Regions from separate parts of the Homo sapiens genome. Here all the other regions are linked to region 1. The links are chromatin contacts, found by Hi-C or POLR2A ChIA-PET in ENCODE. All regions are on one chromosome and are shown on one strand. The core of a region is the stretch at or near the end of the contact, and the rest is flanking DNA. Distances in the headings are between cores, read along the strand shown. Region 1 overlaps RORA (RAR related orphan receptor A). Region 2 holds the start of RORA-AS1 (RORA antisense RNA 1). Region 3 overlaps RORA (RAR related orphan receptor A). Region 4 overlaps RORA (RAR related orphan receptor A). Region 5 overlaps RORA (RAR related orphan receptor A). Region 6 overlaps RORA (RAR related orphan receptor A).

What was found. A loop is a pair of places that touch in the nucleus more often than their neighbours do. ChIA-PET counts read pairs that join two places held with the same protein, here RNA polymerase II (POLR2A). Pooled maps may share reads with other maps.
Region 2: a loop to region 1 is called in a pooled map, with 5 times the contacts of the local background. The contact joins the promoter of RORA-AS1 here to the enhancer-like site in region 1. A Hi-C loop is called at or near these places in 6 of 50 pooled maps. POLR2A ChIA-PET finds 5 or more read pairs at or near these places in 2 of 52 experiments (activated CD4-positive, alpha-beta memory T cell and naive thymus-derived CD8-positive, alpha-beta T cell).
Region 3: a map with no recorded cell type shows a loop between it and region 1 (6-fold over the local background). The contact joins two enhancer-like sites. A Hi-C loop is called at or near these places in 2 of 37 single-sample maps with no recorded cell type and 9 of 50 pooled maps. POLR2A ChIA-PET finds 5 or more read pairs at or near these places in 1 of 52 experiments (activated T-cell).
Region 4: a loop to region 1 is called in a pooled map, with 6 times the contacts of the local background. The contact joins two enhancer-like sites. A Hi-C loop is called at or near these places in 1 of 168 maps with a recorded cell type or tissue (naive thymus-derived CD4-positive, alpha-beta T cell), 17 of 37 single-sample maps with no recorded cell type and 16 of 50 pooled maps. POLR2A ChIA-PET finds 5 or more read pairs at or near these places in 3 of 52 experiments (H1 and activated naive CD4-positive, alpha-beta T cell).
Region 5: a pooled map shows a loop between it and region 1 (9-fold over the local background). The contact joins two enhancer-like sites. A Hi-C loop is called at or near these places in 1 of 37 single-sample maps with no recorded cell type and 9 of 50 pooled maps. POLR2A ChIA-PET finds 5 or more read pairs at or near these places in 3 of 52 experiments (GM12878, H1 and activated T-cell).
Region 6: a pooled map shows a loop between it and region 1 (3-fold over the local background). The contact joins two enhancer-like sites. A Hi-C loop is called at or near these places in 2 of 37 single-sample maps with no recorded cell type and 3 of 50 pooled maps. POLR2A ChIA-PET finds 5 or more read pairs at or near these places in 5 of 52 experiments (GM12878, HEK293T, T-cell and 2 more).

Annotation. Positions count from the first base shown.
Region 1 is chr15:60,718,323-60,722,058 of GRCh38, forward strand. The region is part of intron 1 of RORA (RAR related orphan receptor A); the gene reads right to left. Among named protein-coding and RNA genes, the nearest start is that of RORA-AS2, 39 kb to the left of the region's middle. RefSeq lists enhancers at 2,198-2,247, 2,288-2,337, 2,808-2,897, 2,928-3,037. Within about 2 kb of position 1,974, at least 5 of the 41 ENCODE cell types and tissues checked have a DNase peak (open chromatin) inside an H3K27ac peak, as active enhancers do; they include GM12878, where a contact is called at or near this core.
Region 2 is chr15:60,477,577-60,481,312 of GRCh38, forward strand. It overlaps RORA-AS1 (RORA antisense RNA 1), which reads left to right and starts at 1,602. Exons shown (of 6, transcript NR_120342.1): 1 at 1,602-1,822. ICE2 (interactor of little elongation complex ELL subunit 2) reads right to left here and starts at 1,566. Exons shown (of 16, transcript NM_024611.6): 1 at 1,427-1,566; 2 at 361-493. The coding sequence starts at 401. RefSeq lists enhancers at 398-517, 840-1,367.
Region 3 is chr15:60,505,961-60,509,696 of GRCh38, forward strand. The region is part of intron 5 of RORA (RAR related orphan receptor A); the gene reads right to left. The region is part of intron 2 of RORA-AS1 (RORA antisense RNA 1); the gene reads left to right. Among named protein-coding and RNA genes, the nearest start is that of RORA-AS1, 29 kb to the left of the region's middle. RefSeq lists an enhancer at 2,213-2,322. Within about 2 kb of position 1,976, at least 3 of the 41 ENCODE cell types and tissues checked have a DNase peak (open chromatin) inside an H3K27ac peak, as active enhancers do.
Region 4 is chr15:60,915,552-60,919,287 of GRCh38, forward strand. The region is part of intron 1 of RORA (RAR related orphan receptor A); the gene reads right to left. Among named protein-coding and RNA genes, the nearest start is that of RORA-AS4, 150 kb to the left of the region's middle. RefSeq lists an enhancer at 1,285-1,394. Within about 2 kb of position 2,065, at least 23 of the 41 ENCODE cell types and tissues checked have a DNase peak (open chromatin) inside an H3K27ac peak, as active enhancers do.
Region 5 is chr15:60,546,399-60,550,134 of GRCh38, forward strand. All of the region lies in intron 2 of RORA (RAR related orphan receptor A), which reads right to left. All of the region lies in intron 3 of RORA-AS1 (RORA antisense RNA 1), which reads left to right. Among named protein-coding and RNA genes, the nearest start is that of RORA-AS1, 69 kb to the left of the region's middle. RefSeq lists a silencer at 1,930-1,979. Within about 2 kb of position 1,838, at least 4 of the 41 ENCODE cell types and tissues checked have a DNase peak (open chromatin) inside an H3K27ac peak, as active enhancers do.
Region 6 is chr15:60,566,611-60,570,346 of GRCh38, forward strand. All of the region lies in intron 2 of RORA (RAR related orphan receptor A), which reads right to left. All of the region lies in intron 3 of RORA-AS1 (RORA antisense RNA 1), which reads left to right. Among named protein-coding and RNA genes, the nearest start is that of RORA-AS1, 89 kb to the left of the region's middle. RefSeq lists a silencer at 1,660-1,954. Within about 2 kb of position 1,706, at least 5 of the 41 ENCODE cell types and tissues checked have a DNase peak (open chromatin) inside an H3K27ac peak, as active enhancers do; they include GM12878, where a contact is called at or near this core.

The DNA.
Region 1 (3,736 bases), core at 724-3,223:
CCTGCCAACATTCTAAAGGTGGTTTTCTTGTTGGGGAATTCAAAGTGAAGGTGACAGCAGAGAGTTAAAGACATTCACTTAGAAAATGGTCACTCCTCACTTTTAAAAATGAGTCCGGTAAATGAAAAAACGTTAGATTTACAAATTGAATAGAAAAAACACTCTATAAGAAGGTTTTCTGGCTAAATGAATGAAAGGTATCCGTCTGTGGTTTAATCACATTCGATTGAATAACGGTTGTTAGCTAAATTTGACTTTCCTGTCAAAATTGTCACCATGTTGCAAACTGACTTTAAAAGACTAACTAGAGCCAGAGTGGAGTAGTGAGAAATTAATACACAAAGCTCGGGTAACAAGGAATTCATCTAACCATCCATGTCTTGACCTCTTTCTAACCCAAAGTACAAAACTTGGCAGGAAGCAGATGAGGAAGTCATTAATATGTGGAAAAGGATCTCTCAAAGGCACATCAAGACCCTGTGCCTTTCACTGATGAAAATCAAAAGGAATTGTACAAATATTTACCACAAGAAAATAATTCTAAAAGGTGAAGGATTTCCACAATTGACACAGAGCTCTGTATTACTACCTAGGCAAAGTTTCTGGTTAGTACAGGCTCCCGTGCCGTTCTGAAAGTGAGGTGTAGAGGTCAGAGTTCAAGGACTGGCCTTGAGCTCTTTAAAAAGATAATCAATCAGCTTTGTGTGTGTGTGTGGGGGGGGTGTGTGTGTGTGTGGCATTTCTAGTTAAAGATGCAAAAGGCCTGATGAAAACTGTTTGGGTCTTTACTTGATCAAATCAACTGTAAATTTGAATATGGACTCAATATTATATAACATTAAAGAATTATTAATTTTCTTTTGGTTTGATCATGGCATTATAGTTATATAAACATATTTAAAAATATATACAGTGAAGTATTTAGTGTTGAGATGACATGATGTCTGAGATTTTCATTAAAATACTTCGGCAAAATAAAAAAATGTGTGTGTGTGTGTTAGCAGGAGGGGTAAGTGAAACAACGATGGTAAAATGTTGATGGTCATTGAAGCTGAATGATGGGTTCACTGGAGCACTGCACTTTCTCTCAACTTGAGTATTTTTGGAAATTTTCACAATAAAAGATTAAAAATCCAAAACCACAAAATATAGGGTTTCTTAAAAAGCACTAAAAATAGTTTACACAACAATACTGACTCTTGCCGTGAAATGCAGAGAATAGGTGCAAAAACCCGAGAGCAGTAATTAATGGCCAATCTTATGTGCATTCCTTTAAGCACAAGCAGCTGTCATAAACATCTTAATTTAAAGAGTTGGGGTTTGGGGAATCATGGCACTGCAAAAAGCTACGTCCTGCTGCTGCTCCACAGAACTGGTACATATCAGACCCTTAAATTTTTAAACACAGCTTTCATGTTTTTGAGAGCTGAAAAACCTTTGAAAAGTCAGCTTGTTAGGAAATTCACCTTGCAGACTCCTACTTCAAGGGTTGGTGGAGGTGCTTGGGTACCGGAAAAATTGATTTTGGGATGGGGGTGGAGGTTCACAGGTAAACATGTTGTGTGCTTCAGAAGAAGCTAGCTTGCTCTAAATATACGGGGCGTAGCTACATTGCAGTGTTGCCTTTCAGCAATGCAAAATATACCACCTGGCTAGAGAGGTATTTCAAGTCTACAAAGCCCCACCTCCCAGCCTTTATTGTTCCTTTTCCAGTCTTTGTCATAAAATAGAAAGAGGCGGCATTTTGAAGACGGAAGAAGCACTAAACAGGAAGCAGGAGCCTAAAATCGAGTTTCTCATACTGCTGTGTGTTACTGTAAACACTAGGCCATGACCTGCCCTAGGTGCTTCTTCTGTGACATAGGATCAGCATCTCACACCCATGAAGGTCTCTTGAGTCCCTTAAGGCCTAACACACCTGAATACATGGGCTGTGATACGGGAGCTAGCCTGATGCCTCCATTCACCCCACAAGATGTAGTCCTCGCCCTGACGGCAAGACGGCATGCGAGAGTCCTATTTGGGTTGTAAAGTTTAATGCGAGCAGAAAGAGGCAGACGATAGCTAACATAATCTAAGTTAACCATTGAAAAACCCAGACTGTCCAATAAAAATACTGGAACGAACCCAGTCACCTTTTATCAAGGGTACATTTAACCATCCTCATTGGTGGCTACTTCCATTCATGGTCACGCCCTTCCCTCTTGCCTCAGGAACTCAGTATTTGTGTGTAAATAAGGACGTGTTGTGGTATTCTGGGTGCTGATGGTTCCCCAGGAACTTAGGGACACCTGTGTGCAGGGCTGCACTTGACAAGAAACAAAGTTGCCGGCAGCACAGGACAAGGCCTCCTATTAATTTCTCGAATCGATCCTGGCAGTGATTATCTGGTCCAGGAAAGAACAGGTCTTTGTTCATAGCACCAGATTTGAATTTTTTAAAACAACACTCTCTATTGCCCGTAAGAATGACTAATAACGGGCGGCTGTAATTTCCCAGAGTTTGTGGGTATGACTTCTTCAGCTTTCCTTGCATTTGAATTTGCCATATTTCGACTGGGGGCTTCCTAGGGCTTTCAAGCACAATGTAACCAAAACCCCCAGCCAGCTCTCGGTTCAGCCTGGAGAACTTTGTGGTACTCTCGAACTTACTACTTCCTGCCCCCACACCTGAGAGTCTCCCCGCACACTGTTTTCCCTGCATCATCCACCATCAATCAAACAAACAGAGAAACACAGAAACCTCAGTTCTCAAGTGCAATCAATACAACCTCCTTTCCTGGGGTAACGATGCCTTCGTTTTAAAGGTCATGGAATGAGTCAGGGGCAGAAGAGAGAAACAGAGGCCGTGGGTTCTTTGACTAAACATCTCGCAGAGAGATCGGTGGATCCACAAAAATGACCTCATTAAGCTGCACCAATTGCCGGGCGGGGAGAGCAGTCCAAATTAACAAAAAATCAGAGTGATCAGAAAACAGTTTTGTTATTTTACACATGGTCTCAAGAGCTAGACAAATAAATTTGCCTAGTGTATGTTCTAAGTCACAAATAGATAAGAGGAAATTGAAACCACAATAGCCAAGCACCTCCCTGAGGAGACCAAGGCTGGGCTTCCATTACAATAATATTCTTATTTATGTTTTCTCATGCACATTATTTAAGTATATATTTATTTACTCATACAGACCAGATTTGTTGAGTACTGCTATGTGGAATTCACAGTATGAAGTGCCGTGGGGCAGGCAGACCTGGGTACCCTCAAAGAACTTGGTAAATAGCTATTTCTTAACTGCTAGTAAACAAGTTTCTCTTCTAGTAAGAAAAAATAATGGCTGGAAAACTTATTTACACCTTCAATACACAAGGCTATTTTGCACAAACCAGATATAGGAAACATTTATATATGGAGCTTTTCTAAAACAGATAAAATCAGGGCTCAGTCTTCTTTATGAAAACAAAAAGTAAAACACTTTGCAATTTGAGCAAAGATTATTTCTGCAGAGGGTCATCTCTAGTAAGAGGTGCCTGCTCCTCAGACCAAGTCTGTCTCTTTCAGGGCCATTCCTTACTGGATGGTGACTCATTTTACTCAAGGACTCGCCCTAGACGGCGTGCAACCAACCCTTTAGAAACACATCAATTGTTTAAACAAACTATGCCTGTATTCATTTGCTTAGCAAATCATTTTGTCACAGATTTAGCCCAGCCAGAGTCTAAATGATCACAATTACTGAAAC
Region 2 (3,736 bases), core at 352-2,851, 240 kb before region 1:
CATGTCTATTCTTAAAGAGGGTCTTTTTTATTACTTGTATGGAAATGGGCCAAGGTTCTTGGACTCAAGAAAATTCCAGTATCTCTCCTTCACAGGAGACCAACAATAAATACCTGAGGGAATTATACCTAAAAATAATTTGAGTGCTGAACTGTGTTGTTCCACTATAGGAGTGGAAGTACAGTCAGCCATAACTCTAGCATTCCGTATGTGAAGATGAGGATAGGGTAAATTCTGAGACCCTAAACTTGTATTTTCTGTTTCCTCCAAATCTCTCTATGCCAGAAATCTATTTTCTTATGTCAACCATCAGCCCCACTACACTCCTCTTCAGTGGATTACAAAGTGGCTACAACTCACCAATTCAGTCCTGGTTCACTTATGACCATCTTGGAGCTCATCTTCCTAGATTTCTGCTTCACTCTAGCTCACAGTTCACAGCTGCCTGGCTGCGAAGGCTCCAAGAGGCAGGATCCCTCCAGAACTTACTCAGCTGAGTAAAAACAAAAGGCCAAGATCAAAAGCAAGTGATTGGCTAGGCCAGGTGCTATTAGGTGAGGAAGAATCTCTCCCTAAACATCTACCCTCAACAGACTGTGGCACCTAAAACAGAATACAGCAGACCCAAGGTTCTTTGTAGCAGAGCAGCAATGACGATACAGGACGAGCCCTTTTCCATTTAATCTACGCCGGGAGTGTTACTCTCAGGACACTCACTATGGAAATAAGAGCTGAAACAGAACGGTGTTCTCATTGCTTACATACTAGGCCACTTGATGGCATGGAACGGGAAGTCAACTCAGTTTTCCATTCCCTTACTGCCAAAATAAATCTTTTGTTTTCCCGACCATGCTTTGTTATGGGGCAGATTCTGGCAGGCACTTTATGACAAAAGCTACCTCGATATCAGGAATCTTAGGCCTTTCACAAAGAACCTCACATTTGAGAAGACTTGAGGTCAACTTAAGTGACATTTCACAAGATCACTTACAGACATCATCAGGACTACAAATCAGGCTTGATCTCTCATGTTCAGTACTTCTCCTGTGACCCCAGGCAGACTGATAAAGTGACCTGCGAGAACCTAATCAAATTTAGGAGTCGGTCTCTCGACACCGAACGGGCCCGACCGGCTCCCACTTAATCTACCTCTCACACTTCGACCCAGTGTGGAGCTGGGGGGGAATAGTCGAGGAAGGCAAAAGAAACGGCTGAGGGAAAGGGGACGCAAAGAGAGGGGAAACAAGGTTCCAGAAAAGCAGGTAAAAGGGCAAGCAAAGCAGGGGTAGGAGCCGCGCAGAGCCAGGAGCAAAGGGTCCTGGCCCGGCCGCCATGTTCCCTCCTCCCGCCCCTGCATGAGCACGCCCGCTGGCCCGGCAGCGCCCTCCCGTCCGCGTCTGGGCTGCAACACAGCCTTTCCGCCCACCTCATGGTCCGCGGCGGCTCTTGCCCAGGCCGCAGCCACACACCACACACGCTCCACCCCACTCCTCACATTGTCGCGCGCGCCCAAAAAAGACCATATTTAAAGGATGTGGCCGCGCCGACTCGGCCCTGCGTGATGACGTCTCAGCGACATAGTGGGCGGGGCCTTGCGTCTTGACGGCTGCTCCCCTCCTTTCCTCCCGCCACAAGCGCTCGCTGTGGTTCTGGCAGCGAAGTGCGAGACTGGGCTCGCCAGGCGGAAGTGGTTGGAGACTGCGTGTTTTCCTAGAAAGTCCTCGACCTTCGTCGGGGAGAGGAGGGGAGTGATAAATTGGAAGGCGGACAAGCGACAAGTGCGGTACTGGAAAGACCCAAACATACTTGGTTGTGACCTCAGGCAAGTTTCCTGACTTCCGTAACCCAAACTCCTCATATGTAAAATGGAGATGAAATTGTTACTGCTGCATCATACGGTTTTTTGGAAAGGATTAAATGAAACAAAGGAAGAAGCTGTGCTCTGCACAGTACCTGGCACATAGTAGGGCCTCATTAAGTGCTCCTTCACCTCCGCTCCACTCCCCATCCAGTTTTAGCTGTGAGTTCAAACACTAGTTTTGTTCTCATCCATTACGGAAAGATTTATTGACCGTAAACAGAGTACTTTGTGCTTGGTGCTGGGTACACATGGACTAAGACTGAATACTGATTTTTCCAGTGCTTTGGATCTCTGGCAATCTAAGACATTTACATTAAATACAATAGAAAGTAATAAACTACATAAGAAAGGTGTATAGATTGAGGTTAGAGGGAGAGGAATAGCTAGTGTGAGGGACAAAACGCAGTTTTGAATAGTATTGAGTACTTACATGTCAGTTGCTGCACTGAGCACCTGCCGTGTGAGCTCATTTGAAGAATGTGGGTATGTGGAATGAAGAGAAAGGGCGTTCTAGACAGACCAGCACAAGTGTCAAAAGACAAAAATTTGACACATCTAAAGATCTCAGTTGGCCTTATTGCGATTCTGGAATCAGGCAACACTTCATTCCATAAAATGGAATGAGTGTCCCAATGAGTGGAACAGAGGAGGTTGGCATTACGGACAGAAAAAAGGTCTGTAGAAAGTAGAAACAAAGAACAAAAAGCAGATTGATCATTTCAAAGTTACTTTCCTGGTAAGGTGGAGACAGACAGTACAATAGAAAGATAACTGATTGGTTAACATCAGGTTACTTCAAGTTACTCTTTGCTGTAGGGACTAAAACAGAGGAAATTCATTATCTTGCTGATTGAAAATTGAAACTGGCCTGTTACCTCTGTCTCCTGATTTCTTGGAGGGCCACATAACTCAGTTTCGGTGTGGTGAGCCTGAGTGATACCATTTTTATTTTAGTCTGGTCTCTTGGGGTCTAGTGCAGAAGTTCTAAACAATGGCCTCCTATAATTTTTTTTAATACAAGGAACTGCATAAACTTATTGCATAAACAGAATCTAGTGTGTGCTATTAGGGAAGCATGTTCTACATTTTATTTTAAGACAGAGTCTCCCAGACTGGAGTGCAGTGGTGTGATCTCAGCTCACTGCAACTTCTGCCACCTGGGTTCAAGCGATTCTCCTGCGTCAGTCTCCCTAGTAGCTGGGACTACAAGTGCATGCCACCACACTTGGCTAATTTTTGTATTTTTTTTTTAGTAGAGATGGGGTTTGCCAGGGTGATCTTTAACTCTTGACCTCAAGTGATCTGCCCACCTTGGCCTCCCTAAGTGCTGGGATTACAGGTGTGAGCCACTACCCCTGGCTGACATTTTAGACTGATTTAGAATATTGTTAGAAATTATGTTAATGTAAAAAATATGCTACAGGAAACCATAGGTAGTTTATTTTGCCTGGAATGCAAGGTCTCTGAAGAGTAGTAGAGGAAAAGGGGTTGGAAAAACTGGTTGAAGCTAGAACACGTAAGATTTTATAAGCCAGACTAAGGAAGTTTGACTTTATTGCATAAGAAATAAAATGCTAGGAAACAAACAAACAAAAAAGCTTACATAATGACACAATCAGAACTGGCTGGCTGTGCTTCAGGAAAGTTCACCTGGCAACCTACGGAATTCATTGAAGGGAGGAGGCCAGTTAGGAGACAGTGTTTGTGAATGCTTAAAAAAATCAACCACTACAATGCCTGGCACTGTGCAGATAGCATTTCTTTTTTTCTTTTTCTTTTTTCTTTTCTTTTCTTTTTTTTTTTTTTTTTGAGATGGAGTCTCCCTCTGTCGCCCAGGCTGGAGTATAGTGGGGCGATCTTGGCTCACTGCAACCT
Region 3 (3,736 bases), core at 726-3,225, 210 kb before region 1:
TTCTTGGCATTTTTATGAAGACACATCTGCCACATAACATTGACCTGGGAAGGATTATTCTTATTCTTGAAAAACTAGAAAATGATATTCTTTTATGGTGACAACTAGGTATTTCTTTTGTTTTTCCTGCAAATTGCAGAACAAGCATTACTGAGGGCCTACCATGTGGCTATGCATAGTGTAGTTGTGAAGCCACATACTCTGGAGCTAGACCATTTGAGTCTGTATCTCAGCTCTGCTGCTTACTAGCTGTGTGATCTCGGGTATGTTATTTAACCTCTTTGTGCTTGGTTTCCTCATTTGTAAAATGAGGGAAATGGTACCTATTTCACAGGGCTGCCATGAGAATTAAAAGAGTTGAGCCCTTAGAATGGGGAGGATTACTTAGAATGTGCTACAGAATATTAGTTATTATTATACTTGAGCATAAGGAGTTTGAAGATATGAAAGACCTAGAGGCCAAAGAAGTTTTCTCTAGGAGCTTGTAATCTGGTGAACACGTATGAACACACTGGAAGGACAATTCAAGTCTAGATAATAAGGTATAAAGTTGAATTACAGAAGAAGAGAAAGAAAAAAGTAATTGAAGCTGTCAGAAAAGGAAGAGATTGGCTGGGTGTGGTGGCTCACGCCTGTAATCCCAGCACTTTGGGAGGCTGAGCTGGGCAGACCACTTGAGGTCAGGAGTTCAAGACCAGCCTGGCCAACATGGTGAAACCCTGTCTCTATTAAAAATACAAAAAAAAATTGGCGTGGTGTTGGCTGTCTGTGATCCCAGCTACTTGAGAGGCTGAGGCAGGTGGATCACCTGAGGTCAAGAGTTCGAGACCAGCCTGGCCAACATCATGAAACCCTGTCTCTACTGAAAATACAAAAATTAGCTGGGCGTGGTGGCGGGTGCTTGTAATCCCAGCTACTTGGGAGGCTGAAGCAGGAGAATCGCTTGAACCTGAAAGCTGGAGGTTGCAGTGAGCCGAGATCACACCACTGCACTCCAGCCTGGGCAATAGAGCGAGACTCCCTCTTAAAAAAAAAAAAAGAAAATTATATCTGGGGAAATGGAACAAGCAGTTTTGTGCTTGGTGTATTGGAGCACAGAGAAGCTCAGGCAGGAGGACCACATAGAAGGCTGCTAGAATCTAGATGCCAGGAACTAACAATTTGGAGCAGCTTGGTAATAATTGTTCTGGAAGGGAAGGATGATTAAAGAAGTATTTTTTAAAAGAATTGACAAAATCCCATGAATATAAAACCATATCAAAAAATGATCCCTCTCCCTAGGGTTTTGAGTATAGAATAGGCAAGTCATTTTAAAAGAACGGTGCTGAATGCAAACTTGGCAACACTAGGGAGAATATCTTTTTGTTTGGAAATTTGTTACTGCTTTTGTCAAACAGAAGCAGACTTGTTTGTGTGAAAACAGAGCAGGTTCACCTAAATGGAGCTGGAAACCAGAATCTCCTTAGAGACACTGAAACATAATAAACCTGAATGGCCCTACTTGGCAACACATAGACACTAAAACAGCATGAATAAATAACATAAAAAATAAAACACAAATAAAAGAACAAATGTAAAGGAAAGAATGAGAAACTGAGAGTGAGAGAGAGAAGCCAGTAAATTACATGTCTTAGAATCAATGACGCTGGAGAATAGGTGAGTAAAGACAAAAATAATGGGGAGTAAGAAACAAGAAAATACATAAATAAGGTAGTGAACTACCTCTTTTGGAAAGAACTCTCACTATATAAGGTCGTTTCTAGAATGTAAACCAATTTTTGCCGATAAAAAAATGATGAAGATGAAGAGTCTTCGCAGGGAAGTAGGGGGGGATGCTGTGGAGTGAAGGATGAGAAGAGGCTCATATCATTTCCTTCCAGGTTATGTTTCATTTCTAGTTAATAAGATACTTAGCATCTTGTGGTTTCACTTTGTCTTAAGAAACTGTGGCCACTTATCCCTACCTATTTAAAACAGCCAATAAAAAGTGAGACAACAAATCATGCAGTGTACCTGACATACCAGTAGAGGGCAGTGGTTGCATTCACACCATCTGCTCACCAACAGCCTTTCATTCCAATTCATAGTCGATTTGGCAAGTGTAAGATTTTAGACACTTTGCTATTTTTAAATCTCCATTTCAGCAAAGGCGAGTATGGTCAGGCTGAATAAAATTCGAGAATTTAAGCGTGGTCTCTCAGATAAAGTCTGGAATAGTGAAATACCTTGGGCTAGGAGTTAGGAGACCTGGCTTCTGTCTGAGCTCAGCAGATAATCTATAGTCTACCTCACTTTGTGACTGGGGCAAGTCATGTGCCCCAACCATGACTGCTTCAGCAATACAGCCAGCGCCTCGATACTTCAGATGGGAAGTCCTCGCTTCTGAGTTAGTCACAGATTTTCATAGTGGGAAGGAACTTTAGATAGCATCTGGTCCAAACTGTCCTTGTTTAACAAATAATAATGACATTAATAATTATGATAGCAGTTAACACATATAGCATTCACTATATGCCAGTCCCACATAATTTGTGTCTATCCTGAATATGTATGTTTTCTCACTTAATCCTTATAACAACCCCAAGAGAAAGGTACTAGTATTATCTCCATTTTACAGAGGAGGAAACTGAACCACAGTGAAGTGACTTCTTCAAGGTGTCACAGCTGGCAAGTAGCAGAGCTATGATTCAGACACAGACCTTTATATTCTAGGAGTAGAGAAACTACAGCTCGCAGATGTTACGTGGTGTATACTGGGTTGTATAACTTATATTAATGCCAGGACCACAACCCATATAAGCGGATTTCTTGTCTCATGCTTTGCCCAGTATATCAGCTGTTTCTCCTGCGCAAAGCTTTAGATATCAATTATAGTAACAAACCTAATTTGCACTTAAAACCTAGGTCGTTTATCTGGAATGTCTAATTCAGGTACTAATTGTACACCAAGGGCAAAATTTCCTAGCCAAGGATGAAGTCATATTTTTCACTAAAAGTAATAGGTTGTGCATACTACACTTGAAAGAGAGAATTGGACTTAGGATGTGTTGGTTTATAATTTATTTTCCTATTATACAATTGGTTTCACTTGTTTAAAATCTGATGACAAAGTTTAGCCTAAAATGAAGTCAAGAGTCTTAGTTAAAGAGATAGCAGGCTTTAAGCCCCAAAAGAAATACCAGGGAAATTTAAGTAGCTTTGGAGAAGCAGCAACAAGACTTGGGCCACTTTCATGATACTCTTAGCTCCCTGAAACACTTTGCATGTATAAATGGGATAAGAGAATTAGAGCCCAATTATATACTTTCCAGATAAATGCTAGTTTAGTTTTGGGTTTGGGAATTCTCCTAGTGATGATCTCATTTAATTTATCTTGGTAAATACCACAACACCTGTGAAAAATCCCTAATTTAAAAGCACATAGAGCAAGCATGAGGGGGCAGGGCTCCCAGACTGCACTGGAAAGTGAGACCATGGAAGAGGAAGCTGACTTGTCCGGGAGCCTCAGGGAATCGGCTCAGCCATTTCTGGCCCCACTTCGGTATGAGTGCATTTTTTAGCCAAAGTGCCATGTTCAAGGGCACGCTTTGCCTAAGGCCTATGGATTTATTTCAGGATTGAATATTTGACAAGCAAACAGGACAGAGTCACTAGTATTTATGGTAAGGTGGAGGCAAACCTAAAGTGAGTCAGGTCATTTTTCATGGTATCATGTCAGCTTTCAATCAAATCCTTA
Region 4 (3,736 bases), core at 815-3,314, 200 kb after region 1:
ACAGTACGTTCACCACTAGCCACATATGCCTACTGAGTACTTGAAATGCGGTATGACTTAAGAACTGAATTCTTAATTTTATATCATTTTAATTAATTTAGATTTACATTTAAATAGCCACATGTGGCTATTGGCTCCATTATTGGGCAGTGAAATGAGGAAGCTTCGGCTTGAAGAAGTGGAAGAGGAAGCAGCATAAGATCAGAATTCTAGCTCGCTCGAATGTGGGTTCAAATCCCAACAGGCTGTGGGGCCAAGAACAACATATTTACACTCTTCAAGTCTCAGTTTCTTCTTCTATAAAATGGAGATAATAATGGCTTCCGCATGAATTTGCTGGGAAGATTAAATGAGATAAAGCACTTAGCACATTGCGCTTCACATAATAAGGGCTCCTACAGGAAGGCTATTAGAAAAAGTTCATAAAACAGCAGAGACATGGGGGTGTTTCTTTCCCTGATTAACCCATTATTTCACTCACCAACATGTCACATCTCAAATTGACTGGAAGGAAAGAAAGGTTTAAAATCCACTGGGTGGGGCACTGGAGGGGGAGGTGAGGAGTGATGGAGACAAGGCAGTTCTGCCGACTTTACACTTTTCCCAGGGCTGTTCCTGTATGTGTCGTTTGACTGATTGGGTCAAATTACACAAGATCTAGCTAGATATTCAGATTCCCTCCAATGCGTCTGTGTTGTGTAATCCTCCCTGCCTTGTAAAGGAACAGATCTGATTGGCCAGGGATTGCACAGGTGGCAACTTCACTGAGATTCACAATGCATTGGAAACAAGGGAAGAGACCCTGGTATTCTATGACAAACGTGCAGACAGTCTAAAACATCAGGACAACATTTTCTATGTGATTTAGCTGGTATTTCTGAGCTGGAATAATTAAACAGAGATCTATCCACTTGACTAAAAGAGGAAGCAGTCGATGAGGAAGTCAGTCCCTAGCTCCCTTTGCCCCGAAATATGCCAATTCTGAATATTTCGCATCAGCTTCCTCTTAATAAATAGCTTACCACTCATCCATCCCTCGAAAATATCATTAGAATTGCCTGGATATATATATATTTTTAAATACCAATGCCCAGGCCACATCACATTCAATTAAATCAGAAAAGGTGATAGGTGAGTATGACACTCAGGCATCAGGCATCAGTATTTTTTAAAGCCCCTCTTGACCCCCAGGTGATTCTGACATGCAGCTAAGTTTAAGGTCAAGTGTTAGAGATCAGGGTAGAAACTCAGGAGTTAACTGCACGGTGAGCCCTGATCTGTATCACACACTCAGGGCCTAATCAGAACATGCTGATGTTTCGCTTAGCATACATTGCTTATTGCAACTAGAATATTTCTCAACCAACATCCTTCTTAATAAAGTCTAATTTGGGCCAGTTCTACACTGTTAGTGTTGACAGGGAAATTCCCCATCGCACTGGTGATGGGAGGGGGTGGTGCTTTCAAATCAAGCCTTGAAGAAGTATCCGGCTTCCAGAGCCCAAAACCCTCAACAGAGGAGCTGCTTCAACAACTTCTGCATACTGCCACCTGGTGGGGCCTGGACCCAACTTCATCACAGCTCTTCAGCCTTGGGCACCTACCCGCCTCCCCAAACAGATGTAATTTAGGAAAATGTCATGCATTTTCAATCCAATTTACTGGTGCCTTCCACATTGATCAGACTTCCTTCTCCTTTTTCCTCCCATCTGGTTAATATAATTATTGCTTTTACGTGGCAAAGCCATTTTATGTAATAGCTTTGTTTGTTACTATGGTTACAAGTTTAGTAGCCCTTTGGAATATAAATCTATCATCCCTGAAAGTAGCTTTCTGTGTGTCAAGGTGCAGCCCTTATGTAAGGAGAGTAACAGCGTTAGTTTTCTGTCGTAAGGAAAGTGGCCTTTCTTGGTCTTATTTTTGAAAGTTCTACGAGCCTAGCCTAGACACTCCCGGGAAACTGCTGGGTGCTGTCCCACTTTTTCCCTCTGGAATTTTCCTAACTGACGAGGCATCCACGAGCAGCTCTATCTGGGAGAAAGTAGGGAAACGTCGGCCGAGGGGCAGCTGTGTTTGCTGGGCCAGAGCCCTCGCATTGCATAACTGGTGTTTTTCCTGGTCAGTGTACTCTTGGCTGATTTATTTACCAGTTAAAGGCAAGGGCTGAGAATATAATCTCTCAGGAGTTAAGTTTCTTTGCGTGTAATCCCTTTCCCTCACGCATCTGAAGCATCGGCCCTTATTTCCTGATGGAAGTGGAGTTATAATCTCCCTTTGGAAAGTGGTAAGAGTTCAGTGCTGGGTTCAATCTGCCACCCTCAAGTGACAAAGCGTGACAGCGTCTCTGCTATAGTGCTTCACACCCAACTGAATCAGACGCAGCCCTCTGAGCACAAAAGTGGGATGGCCTGTGAAGCTGGGCTTTCTTCCCATTCTCAGCCAGTAACAGCAAACCTTGGAGAGTTTATACCATGTGTCCCTGTACGTAACCTCATCTAATCCTTTCGACAACCCCAGGAGGTATGCATTGCCATCAAGTTGGCATCACTCCCATTTTACAGAGAAGGAATTTGAGGCTCAGAAGGATTAAGCACCATCCCCAAGTCATATAACTAGTGTGTGGGACTTAATGTCTTTGGAAAGTCCTGGTTGCTAACTTAACAGAGCCTCACTTTCCAGATTCAAGGAACCATGAGAAAACAAAGAGCAGGCAGTATCAATGCCTTCACTAAAGCCTTGATTAAGCCAAACTGAACAAACATCAACAATCTTCTTCCCTCTTCAGGAGAAAGTTACTGGTTTGGTAGGCCATTAGTGAATTTCCAGTGGCTACTAATTAACTAACCATGTCATTCATGTTTATTATCACAGAGCAGGTACGTATTTATTTACACCACTCACACGGCAGGATAATTTGCAGTTATATAATTTCATGGTAATTACGATTGGAATTGCCATGTAGAAACTGGGCACTTTGGAGATGCATGATTACCAACAACTAGCTACCTTGGAATTACCCATTAATGACATGATTAGTTGTGGCTTTGTAAGAAAATGTTGTTATGAAAGGGACTTTATCTTTTCATTCCCAATTGACAGAAAAGCAGGAACCTTGGAGATATCAGAAATATTTTTTTTCTTCTTCTGGCAGGTGAAGAATGTAGTTGTGCAGGTTTGTCCTGTTTCTGGGCATGTCTGGGGTGCCTTGGTGACAGGGAGGGAGCAGAAAGAGATGTGTGAGCTTGAGCAAAGGGTGCAGGCCCTGAGCTGTACCAGGCTAGTCTTCAGGTCTGTTGAGCCAGGGTACAGCCAGGAATTACCAACTTGTTAGGCAGAGAGTAAGGAAGCTCAGAAAGCCCGTGCTTGAGCTAAGGGGTACGAAACCCAGGAGACTGAATGACTGCCTGTCCTCTGCTCTGTGGGGACCAAGAGAATATAAGGAAGGCAGAAGCAGAGGAGGTGGTAGGTTCCATCTACTTATGATGCTACGAAAAGACATGCGGCTTATATAATATGCACTAGGCATGAACCACCCTGCCCCCAAATACAAAACTGGTCTCCAGACTGTATTTCTTGGCAACAGTGGCCTCCTTGGCTTTTCCTCCACATCCCCTTGAGTTGACTATCCTCTGAGGTTGCTCTTGCTATTGATTCTCACTGGATATCACTGGGCATGGGGAGGAGAAACCCACACAACGGGGTGCCTGGCATATGAAGAATAAGAGAAACTTTAGCT
Region 5 (3,736 bases), core at 588-3,087, 170 kb before region 1:
CGTGAGAGACTTCTCCGGGAATGTTGTCATTCATTTCACTCCAGTGTGGCTCTTTTCCTCCATCTGCGGTAAGCCAAAACAGTTCCCAGGAGAAACAGATAGAGACAGGAAAATAGGTAGCAGTTCTGTATAGTCTTCACTAACAGCTCATAAACCTTAAAAAAATGGGATTTTAATAAAGCCCATTTTTATATTTTTAAACATAAAATGGAATAAAATGATAGTTCCAAAGGACTTCCTGTGGGGAAAGCTTCAATGTCACAACTAAAATTTACATCCAATTCCCCAGCACACCCTTGTCCTCAACCCGAGTTTGCGTAACAGAGGTTTGCTGAGCCTGGAAACAGGGAATTCTGTGTGACTGCAGTAAAAGCACCAAGCGGCCTCATGATCAAACTCTCCTGCCTCTTAGTGATTTCTGAACTGGTGGCTGAAGTCAGAATTGTCCGTGATTACTATCAGATTATGACAATGAAAGTCACCATTCTGTGTTCTTTTGAGCAGGATTTTCCCTCGTGTTGTCCCTCCCTTCAGCTTCCCACACTCACTGCTTGCGTAGCATTTTGTTAGGGGAGTAGCAGTTCTGACACAACCAAAGATGTGTACGATCAACAGTGGGGTAATGTGGATAACTGACACGTACTGTGGGCGTGGAGATGCTCCTATGTTGTGGTGGATGATAGCCTTCGAATGCTCTTTGTTGTCTTCATTGTCATCCACTCTATTAATGTTCTAGAAGAAAGCTAGTGGCCAATATTTTCTTCCAACAAATTCACTGGCTCCAGGAACCTTGACACCAAAATGAGGATTGAGCGTCAAAGTTCTTATGTTGTCATTGCCCCAAACTACTTGGAGCTACTTCTTATGCAGCTGCTCTCAGTGCCAATGAGATAAGACACAGCTGTACTTTATAGTCCCTCTCCTCCTTTTTTTTTTTTTTTTAAAGATAGGGTCTCGCTCTGTCACCCAGGCTGGAGTGCAGCGGCGTGATCTCGGCTCACTGCAACCTCCACCTCCCCCAGGGTTCAAAGGATTCTCCTGCCTCAGCCTCCCGAGTAGCTGGGATTACAGGCGCCCACCACCACGTCTGGGTAATTTTTGTATTTTTAGTAGAGACGGGTTTCTCCATGTTGGCCAGGCTGGTCTTGATCTCCTGACCTCAGGTGATCCACCCACTTTGGCATCCCAAAGTGCTGGGATTACAGGTGTAAGCCACCATGACTGGCCTTTTTTTTTTTTTTTTAAGGAAAATGGCCTGGTTTGGTTTCTTCACTTACCTTTTTCAGCATATTAACTATTGGTTGTTTTCAAATATCAAGCTCACTTTTCTAGGAGAACTATGGCCACTATGGAGAATATGAAAACATTGCTGAAGGAGGTGAAAGCCATTTCAGAAGAAGAGTTATATATTAGCTTTTGGCAGTGACAGCGTTATGGGCACGGACATTCAGCCTTTCCAGTTGACTGCTTTGAAGGGGCAATGTTCACGTGGAAGTATACCTCCTAGTACGTTTGCTAAAATAAAATCAGCTTCATTACCTAATAACATAAATGACTTTGGGAGAAAACTCTGAGTCTCATGTTTTATTTTTCCTGATAATGCTGTTCAATTAGGGCAGACTTTGTGGAAATTCTGATTTCATTACCCATCACTGCTGCATGAAAATACGCTTTCTGAAGTCACGCTCTGAAAGAAACTAAGTTGTTTGCTACAACTACCCCTACACAGAAATTAGAAAATTATATGAGAAGAAGTTTACTTCAGCCTGCAGTTGGGACACAGGTTATTACTGAAAGTAGTCGTCGGCATGGTTTCTGGTTTCACAGTAAAAGAAGACGACTTGAAAGGACTCAGTGGTTTTGATGCTCTTCTGAAATGAAAACACTCAGTGAGCACATAGCATTGGGTTGTCATTAATGTCAGCCAAGCGAAAACACTGTCTCCATGAACACTGCAGTCATTTCCCCGCCGAGACCATGACTTTCCACTCCCTGGCATTTCGGGCACTGTGCTAGTACTTTTCCAAAAGAGACTCTTAAGGCAATTCATTCTAGATAATCAAACACACACAACAGTCTTAAATGAATAGGTGGCCTGAATTTGCTAAAGTCAGCCAACAATTTCCAGGGGAGAATGTGTTATTTTCTGAGAAATACTGTAAGGCAATGATGAAACCCTCAAGTGCTGGGAGGCACGAAGTATAACTACTACACTTCACGGTAAATAGCATTAGTGTATTTATTTATTTATTTATTTGAGACAGAGTCTCGCTCTGTTCCCCAGGCTGGAGTGCAGTGGCGCGATCTCGGCTCACTGCAACCTCCACCTCCCAGGTTCACACCATTCTCCTGCCTCAGCCTCCCGAGTAGCTGGGACTACAGGCGCCCACCACCATGCCTGGCTAATTTTTTGTATTTTTAGTAGAGACAGGGTTTCACCGTGGTCTCGATCTCCTGACCTCATGATCCGCCCGCCTTGGCCTCCCAAAGTGCTGGGATTACAGGCATGAGCCACCGCGCCTGGCCAATAGCATTAGTTTAAAATCATGTTGTGGATAAAAATGTAATCAAGTAGCTTTACATTGCTCTTATTAAACTTGATACACACAGTTTAACATGGTCTTGTGGAAGAAAACAGGAAAAATCTCTGGCATTCTCGATATGTTCTATGATATGTAGCAGCTCTTATGTTCTGTGTCTGTCGCCTATTTTGTAAACAGGCAACAAAACACCATACTTCATCCCAAAGTTACGAGAAACAAGGAATTAAGCATGTTGTGTTGGATGGAGTTAATGATATAACGTTAAAAAATAACCCCACAGTTTCCATCTACTCTCTTGCTCTCTGCAATCAAGCTGGGCATGAGAGAAGAAAATAAAGTGATTTTCTTAGGTAGCGAGCAAGTGTTGGAAAGTGGCATTTACTATATCACCAGGGCATATTTGTTGTTGTTATTTTTCCTCCCCCATTCATTGCCCATGAATTAATTTAAGAAACAAGGCATCACGGAATAGGCTAAATATAAAAGAGTATTTGCTATGTTTTTTAGTGTCAAACACTATAAGACCAAGGTACTAAACTTTGAATGAGAAAATATTCTGCAGTTTCTCAGGATCTCACATGTTTGTCATACTTCTTACAGTGGTAGTATACTATTTTTAATATCACTTTTATATTGCCGTGATTTTTAAACACCAAGGTAAATTCTCACAGAAAGATTGCCTGGGGATAGGTATGTGTGTGTGGGAGGGAGGATCTGGTGATACTCATATGGTAATCTTTTTATTTCATCCATTTTCTCTGCTTTCAAATTATAAATTCAAACTATAACGTCACTCTCCACCCCCTCCCATCTCCTTCCCAATCAACAAAACAAACAATAAAATTCATATTTTACTATGTGTATTGTGAAACAGCCTACAATAGGACACCAGTGCTTTTTAAAGTCCTACTTTTTATAAAGGGTCTGATTTTCTTCTGGCCATCAACTGAATTGTAAGGACAACATAGCTCATTTTATGAAACGAAAGTGATATTAAAAAACTAAGTGGCTGAAGATGTAATTGTCTATATGTGAGCTGCTTCCGACCTTGAAAAAAGTGTAGAAGAGGGGCCGGGCGCGGTGGCTCACGCCTGTAATCCCAGCACTTTGAAAGACCGTGGTAGGTGGATCATGAGGTCAGGAGTTCAAGACCAGCCTGGCCAAGATGGTGAAATCCCATCTCTACTAAAAAT
Region 6 (3,736 bases), core at 456-2,955, 150 kb before region 1:
GATGAATACATGGTAGCAACTTATAAAGATCATAATAACAGAATATACCAAACCAGATTTCTTTTAGGGAATTCGGGAAGATTATTTGTCATTTGATTTGGGCCACAGAGAATGAATATCGCACTTCCCTAGGCAGTGAAAGTTGCGATGGGAGTGAAGAAAAGCCAAGGAGAGGTCCCAGCATGAACATGCGTGATGTGTTCAAAGAGAGGCTCACTGTGTCTCAAGGGCAGGGTAGAGTGGAGCAAATGGCTCAATATAAGGATGGAAAGTGGGTAGCCAGGTTGGCGGGACCTAATCCTAAAGGGCCTTGAATACTCTGTTAAGGAGTTTGGACTTATTTTCTAGGTGACTTAAGCCTTCAGAACAGAAAGGAGTCTGTTTAGATTACGTGTGAGAGCTCATCTGTCCAATGTTCAACCACACAATCTCAATAATGATAAAGATACTAACAAAGATGAACTAGCCAAAACCATTAATCTGCTTCCATAACGAGCTAGCCTATGAGTTTTTAAAATATGTTTCTAGCCATTAATAACCAGGGAATTTCACATTAAAGTTCAGATTTATAGATTCTCTTAAAAAAAAAAAAAAGACCTGGTGATGACAGACCAGTTATTCCAAACGGCGACAGAGCCAAGGGAGGTGCTCCCTTTCCAAAGCATATGTGCCGTCCAGCGGTCCAAGTGCCTCCTCTACCTGCCACACTCACACCACCTGCCTAGGGGCACTAAATGTTTGGGTTTGCACCTTTTCTTTTAGAGAGATGCCCTCTTTTATTATCATTATTATTATTATTATTATTATTTTTTTTTTTCTGAGACTGAGTCTTGGTCTGTTACCCAGGCTGGCGTGCAGTGGTGTGATCTCAGCTCATGCAACCTCCATCTCCCAGGTTCAAGTGATTCTCCTGCCTCAGCCTCCCGAATAGCTGGGACTACAGGCATGCACCACCACACCCAACTAATTTTTGTATTTTTAGTGGAGACAGGGTTTTACCATGTTGGCCAGGCTGGTCTGGAACTCTTGGCCTTAAGTGATCCGCCTGCCTTGGCCTCTCAAAGTGCAGGGATTACAGGTGTGAGCCACCAGGCCCAGCCGATACCCTCTTTTATTAGCAAGAATAATTCTACCATTGCATGAGTTCATACATACTGATTATCTCCGGCTTCTTTTGGTAATGCATTACTTTCCCTTTTTTTCTTTCTCATGCCAATAAAGTTTTCCATTTATTCCTTTACTTAAAATTGAAGTTATACGGTGTTAAATAAAATGTGTTTGGGTTGAAAATGAAAATGAAGATGTCATATGTAAGGGGCCTATGATGAACAGAAGGTAGAAAGCATGCTCTGTGGCAGGGTTTCTCAGCCTTGGCACTACTGACATTTTGTGTGAGATAATTCTTTGTTGTGGCTAGATGCTAATAGCACTCTCGAATTGTATTAATCAAAAAATCTCTCTAGACACTGATAAATGTTCCCTGGGGGTCAAAAGTGCCCCCAGTTGAGAACCACTGTTTTATGGAGAGAATGGTTTCCAGGAAAATAAGCTCTGGATAGGACAGTGGTGCTCTGCTGGAAAATGGATAGGACAATGCTTATGTCTCCTGCTGTTACCTCTGCCCCTGTGCACCTTTCTGTTCTGCCAGAGACAAGGGTTGCCCCACCCACAGAAAGGTGGAACAGCCAGGCATCCTGAGGGTAGTGATGCCAAAAGAAGCCCAAAGTCCTCTCCTACCTGGGAGAAACTTCAGCACCTCCATGAGGCAGCATGGCAGTGAAGGCTTTCTCTGCTCTCTACTGCTGATGTAGTTAAGGGAAACAAGAAAGAAATTTGCATGATCTATTCTCAAGACCCAAACCTCCCTGTTTGCATACCCCGGCTCAGTGTGGTGTCAGAATGATTCTAAGGAAGGAAGAAGCCCCTTTTCTCTGACAAGGCACTGGGGAAGTCTAGTCGAGATCTCACTGGGGAAAGCAGGACTTGCTGCTGCTATGGGAGGCAGGAAGCAGGCCAGGCACAGATCCTGGAACACATCAGACCAAAGTCCAGGACCTCCTCTCCTTTGGCTCGAAGGGCCTTGACCCAGAGCTCACTCACCTGAGAGCTTCTTTCACTTTTCTTGTAATATACATTTATCTTGAATCTAAGCACTGTTGTTGTATTATCAAACTGTCAGGATGGTTTTATATGTTTTCCTAGTACAAGTAAAAAAGATTAGTTGCTTTGCAAGGACGGAACAGGGAGTTGTTGATGACAAAGTGAAGTAGGTAAAAGTTGACTGAATAGTTTTGATATTTTTCATATGGATTTCAGTTTAGATGGTTTTGCGCTAAAAAAAAAAAAAAAAAAACTCAATATTATGGCATTTCCTGGAGTTTAAAATACGCTGACAATACAATTTACAAAAGGCCTTTTTGTGGTTAGTGTCTTTTCACACCTCTATCTTCTGGCATTTAGAATCTAATCATTTCTTTGTGGTAAGAGGTATTATATATAGAAAATTGGTTGAATTAAATTAATCAACGAAAGTGCCTTGTTCATTTTGCACTCCTTCTCAAAAGAAACCACTGAGGTGGGAGGACTGCTTGAACCTAAGAGTTCGAGACTAGCCTAGGCCACATGGAGAGACTCCATCTCTTTAAAAAATTAAAAAAAAAAAAAAAAAAAAAGCCATGTGTGGTGTCACATGCCTGTAGCCCCAGCTACTGGCGAGGCTGAGGCAGAAGGATCACTTGAGCCTAGGAGTTCCAGGTTACAGTGAGCTATGATGGCAACACTGCACTCCAGCCTGTGAGACCCTGTCTCTTTAAAAAGAAAAAGAAAAGAAAAAACCCAAAGGATTCATTTTTACAAAATTCAAGTCTTCTGAATGATGCTTAGTAAATATGTAGTAGATGCTCAATACAGGCTAGCTAATGACAACAGTGATTTTGGTCCTCACCATAAAGGGGCGGAAGGGTGGTGGTTAAAAGGGGGAAACAGGGCAACAGCAAAGAAAAATGACAATTAGTCTCCTCATTCAGTAAATAATGAGTAAATGAAATAGCAGTCACTCCCTTACAGTAACGACAGCTCAAAAGGGTGAATGGCTTGAACAGGGGAGGATGAACAATACAAGGGTAAAAGAGGGATGCAGACAAGGAAGGTTTTGAGTAAGTTAAACCTACTGGCGACAAAGAACGTACAGAGAGCAGGGCCAAGCAGCTGAAGCATTCTTTTATTCACAAATCAATGGAAGCTATTCAAGCCAATATGGTTTGATTTAGCAGATATTAACTGCAGCTAAAGTGATGCAAATACGTCAGCAAAAGGAGAGCAAGATAAACATGAGAAACCCACACTCGTTAAAAAGGAAGATGAGAACAGAGACTGACATTTAAAGATCAGATTAAAAGGATAGGAAAAACGAGAGAAAAGTAAGACAATGTGAGCGTGAGATCCTTCGACAGAAGGGAGGTGAAGGGGACAGATCCAACAATCCCCCTGCTTATTTGACTCCGAGACAAGAGAGAAGATAGCCGATCACGGGCCATCAGTAACACAAACACAGCCCGGGCACTTCATAAATATTTGTTGAGTAACTAAATGTGCATGAAAAATGCCTTCCTTTCTGGATGTGAAGATAAACTGAGATTTTATATGGTACCGTATTAACAAGTTTTTGTCTTCAGGAGAATGCTTAAAACCATGGACAGTATTATTTTTGTTTTGTGTGGGTGTATGTGTTTGTTTT